2 separate regions of the Homo sapiens genome follow, and region 2 is linked to region 1. A link is an interaction called in ENCODE POLR2A ChIA-PET data of the cell type or tissue named here. Cell type or tissue: Panc1. All regions are shown on one strand.

Region 1 (2,500 bases):
ACTCAGGCTGGAGTGCAGTGGCGCCATCTCAGCTCACTGCAACCTCTGCCTCCTGGGTTCAAGTGATTCTCCTGCTTCAGCCTACTGAGTAACTGGGATTACAGGCACATGCCACCACTCCTGGCTAATGGTTGTTTTTTTTTTTTTCGTAGAGACAGGGTTTCCCCATGTTGACCAGGCTGGTTTTGAACTCTTGACCTCAAGTGATCTGGCCTCCCAAAGTGCTGGGATTACAGGTGTGAGCCACTGCGGCTGGCCCCCGTTCCAACTCTTGACCTCTTGTCCCTGGGTTCGTTTCCCTAGAGGCAGGCATTGATTCTAGTTTCTTGGGTATCCTTTTGGACAAACTGTAAGGGTGTTCTTAGTCTGTTGAGAGAACCCTTATCTAACAATGCTAACCCCATCCCAACATACTATCCTTTTTCTTTTTTTTTTTTTTTTTGAGGTGGAGTTTCACTCTTGTTGCCCAGGCTGGAGTGCAATAGTGTGATCTCAGCTCACTGCAACCTCCGCCTCCCGGGTTCAAGTGGCTCTCCTGCCTCAGCCTCCCGAGTAGCTGGGATTACAGGTGCCTGCCACCATCACGCCTGGCTAATTTTTTGTATTTTGAGTAGAGATGGGGTTTCACCATGTTGGCCAGACTGGTCTCGAACTCCTGACTTCAGGCAATCCACCCGCCTTGGCCTTCCAAAGTGCTGGGATTACAGACGTGAGCCACAGTTCCTGGTCTGTCTATGCTTTTTCTAAAAAATATTTTCAATTGTGATAAAATACACATAACATAAAAATTACTATCTTTGTATGTGTGTGTGAAACTGGGTCTCACTCTGTCACTCAGGCTAGAGTACAGTGGTGAGATCATGGCTCACTTCAACCTCCGCTTCCAGGGCTCCAGCAATCCTCCCACCTCAGCCTCCCAAGTAACTGGGCCCACAGGCATGCGCCACCATGCTCGGCCAATTTTTAAATTTTTTGTAGAGATTAGATCTAACTCTGTTGCCCAGGGTGATCTTGAACTCCTGGCCTCAAGACATCCTCCTGCCTTGGCCTCCCAAAGTGCTCGGGTTACAGGTGTGAGCCACTGCGCCCAGCTACCTTACCTGTTTTTAAGCGTACAGTTCAATGGTATTCACTACATTCATATTGCTGTGTAACCATCACCACCATTCATCTCCAGAGCTCTTGTCATCTTACAAAACTAGACCTTTGTACACACTAAACAATAACTCCCCATTCTCTCATCCTCCAGCCCCTAGCAACCACGAATCTCCTTTCCTCTCTGTGAATTTGACTACTCTATGTACTTCATATAAGTGGACTTGCACAGTGTGTCGCTTTTTGTAACTAGCTTATTTCACTGGCATAATGTCCTGAAGGTTGATCCGTGTTGCAGCATGTGGCAGAATTTCCTTCTTTTTAAGGATGAATACTATTCCATTGTGTGTACAGAGCACATATTGTTTATTCATTCACCTGTTGATGGATGCTTGGTTTGCTTCCACCTTTTGGCTATTGTGAACAATGCTCCATGAACATGAGTGCACATGTCTATTTTTTGCTGTAATTTTTAAATATAGCATTTGTCATGCAGGATATATGTTATGTCTGATATATGTATTGTTTGCTACCTCTCCCTCCCAACTAGAATCTAACTTTTTGAGTTCAGGAATTTTGTTTTGTTCACAGGTGTATCCTCAAAACTCAGAGCAGAGTCTGGCATATGGTAGGTGCTCAATAAATATTTTGCTGAATGAATGGATAGTGGACTAATAGTCATGATTCCACCAGAGTTTCTGCACTGAGGTCTATTCTATTGCCGACCATATTGCTAGGTGGAGGAAAGCTTTTTTTTGAGAGAGAGGGTCTTGCTCTGTCACCCAGGCTGGAGGGCAGTGGCGCAATCTTGGCTCACTGTAGCCTTGACCTCCCAGGCTCAAGCAGTCCTTCCACCTCAGCCTTCCAAGTAACTGGAACTACAGGCACATGCCACCACACCCAGCTATTTTTTGTAGAGACAGGGTTTCACCATGTTGTCCAGGCTGATCTCAAACTCCTAAGCTCAAGCGGAACGCCTGGGCCAAGCGATCTGCCCACCTCAGCCTCTCAGAGTGCTTGGATTACAGTCATGAGCCACTGCGTCCAGCCTCTGGAGGAAAGCTTTTGAACAAAGTTTTCAGTTAATTGTCTTTCACTTTCCTAATCTCTAAAGTGGTCATCAGTCTTTTTTTTTTTCTTTTTAAAAAGTTAAGCAATTTATTTATAAAAGACAAATAAATATTATATATATTTATGGTACACAAGTCACATTTTGCTATCCACATACATTGTGAAATGATTAAATCAAGCTAGTTTGCATATCCATCACCAGACATGCTTATTCTTTTCTTGCAGTGAGAACATTTAAGATCTATTCTCTTAGCAATTTTCAAGTATGAAATACATTATGAGTAATCACAGTCACCACGTTGTTCAATAGATGTCCAGAACTTATTCATCCTAA
Region 2 (2,500 bases), 92 kb after region 1:
TCCTCATATTGTGCAATGTAGCTTTACTTAATTGATCTTCAGGAATAATGCAAAAATCAATGATAAAAGTCCTTAGCCCTTTGAAAGGCACATTTTGTGCCTCTGAAAATTAACAATCTTCATATAAAAGTCGTTTCATCTTTCGCGTGCTCTGATCAGTGGCTTTCACACTTTTTTCATGACTCATTTTAATAAACTTTACATAGTGACTCAGTACCCATACATGCACACCCCAAACTAAAGTTTTCACAGGGAAAAAAAACCCTCTTACAACAGGTAGTGCATGCTGGTATTTTCTGTTCAATTCTATTGTCTCCCATTCCATTAAAAAATGTTAGTAAAGACCCCTAATTAATTTCCTCACTAAAGGAACACAAATTTGAAAATCACTCTGGGTTACATATTACTTATTTTTTTGTCACATTAACTGAAAATACTGAAATTTTGAATCTTAGATGTCCAATCCCTCTTGTTCTGTTTTCACTCTGGAATATTCAAAGGTAAAAACACGCAAACACAAATCTCTATTGTTACTACATAGCATGACTTTTATATTTATTATTTATTTTTGAGACAGGGTCTTGCTCTGTTGCCCAGGCTGGAGTGCAATGGTGTGATCTCTGCTCACCACAACCTCCATCTCCCGGGTTCAAGCGATTCTCATGCCTCAACCTCCTGAGTAGCTGGGATTACAGGTGCCTGTCACCACGCACAGCTAGTTTTTTTGTATTTTTAGTAGAGATGGGGTTTTGCTATGTTGGCCAGGCTGGTCTTGAACTCCTGGCCTCAAGTGATCTGCCTGCCTCGGCCTCCCAAAGTGCTGTGATTACAGGAGTGAGCCACCACACCCTGCCAAATTTATGGTTAAAGCAATCACAGCCAGCCCTCTGGAAACACTGGCCGAATCCTCAATACTGCTCTCTTCTGGGAATCTGGAGTCCTGGTTACTCGGGAGCCTAGGTCCTGGGGAGGCTGCAGTGAGTTATGATCGTGCCACTGCACTCCAGCCTGGGTGACAGAGCAAGACCCTATCTCTCTACAAAAAAAAAAAAAAAAAAAGAAAAGAAAAACCCTCCGAAAAAATTCCAAGATCCAGGGTTAGGCACATCTACAGTACCAAGCAGGGCTTGGTGAAAGCTTGAATCAAGCAACAAATAAAAAAAAGCTGTGGCCTGTGACAAAACGGTGTGGAATGATTCTAATGCTGCAATCAAAAAGAGAAAATCCAAAGTGCCGGCCAGTACCCGTTTCATTCCATAGGATATTTAAACATATCAGATTTGTCAAGGTTCACTGCAAGTGTATTTGTCATCTTTAAATTCAATTTCAATTTTTTCATTTCAAGAAGTTCTCTTTGGTTTTCAAATCTTCTGATAATTGTCTTGTTCCCCATTCAGTTTATTTATTTAAAACACACTTTGAGTCTGTAGAGTATCACTATACCCTTGTGGCTCCTGTTCCCCTAAGATTTTTGGGCAGGCTCTCATGCCTTGCTTTTATGTATTGTGATTTTTGACTGTGAGGACACATTCCATAAACTCTTTATGGGGCACCTCACTGGTGGTCTGGGTTCAAGTTGAGTTCTGAAAGAACAGAGATGTGTGTTCATTTCTAACAGTTACCTAGAGCCCCTACTGATTTGGTTCAACTAAGATATTGGCTTGAGGTTTTGTCTGTTTTAAAATCATACATAGGGGGAGGAATTTGGGCTGAAATCCAAGTGTGAGGTAACTTGGGGGCACAAACTGTCAGGAGTGTGTGTGTATCCATACTTATATATGTGTATATATATGTATATACTTATATTTTACTCTTCCATCCAGAACCAGTTCCAAGACAGAAATTTCCTCAGGGCTCGCACTGGAGGATGGGCCTCAGTCTTACAGATGTGTCGGGGGTATGACTCCCTAACCTAGGCTGATCCTGGCCTTCATCTCTTGTCTTCTGGGCCCTTGAAGCTGAAAACTAAAGCTGTCCTTAACCTCTAGGTTCCAACTTTCACTGAATTTTTTGGCCTCTAGGCATTCCTTTTCTCCTGTGAGCTCATTTGAAAAACATTTTTTAATCCAACATTTTGAATAGTTTCTAGTAGGAGGGTACATCTTGCACCATAAGGCCATGCAGATTTATAAAATCAACAATTCTCTCTGAAGTGATCTGAAATAAAATGTGTAGAAAAATCGCTGTGTATAATTCAGACTTTATTGCTTATTAATTATGTCACTCCACAAAATTTTAAGTAAACAGACATTGAGAAAATATACTGGGAGTGTTAAACAGATGACGGCAATATTGATGAGGCTGTTCAAGTGTTTTACATAAGGTAATAAGAGGTACCACCATCACCAGAACCCCTACAAATTTTTACATTTCATATAAAAAGAGTAAAAATAGTTCATTGGCATGTAACTAGCATCATTCTCTGTAATCTATGAGCCATAATAAGCCTGAACAATTTCAGTCTCTTCAGAGCAAAACAAAGTATTTTATTCCACTAGCA

What was found. Peaks named below come from ENCODE experiments on the same cell type or tissue, not always from the same donor. Only the 100,000 strongest peaks of a DNase experiment are listed, where the experiment ranks them.
Region 2: POLR2A ChIA-PET joins it to region 1 with 10 read pairs; 3 of 35 experiments call an interaction of 5 or more read pairs at or near these places.

The regions. Positions count from the first base shown.
Region 1 is chr4:183,545,566-183,548,065 of GRCh38, forward strand. It overlaps LOC101929996 (a long non-coding RNA gene), which reads left to right. Exons shown (of 4, transcript XR_939540.3): 3 at 1,687-1,723. Among named protein-coding and RNA genes, the nearest start is that of ING2, 42 kb to the left of the region's middle. In Panc1, no CTCF peak of the experiment used is centred here; no DNase peak of the experiment used is centred here.
Region 2 is chr4:183,637,455-183,639,954 of GRCh38, forward strand. It overlaps RWDD4 (RWD domain containing 4), which reads right to left. Exons shown (of 8, transcript NM_152682.4): 8 at 2,181-2,500. Among named protein-coding and RNA genes, the nearest start is that of RWDD4, 20 kb to the right of the region's middle. In Panc1, no CTCF peak of the experiment used is centred here; DNase peaks (open chromatin) are centred at 207 and 1,195; H3K27ac peaks cover 1,790 bases.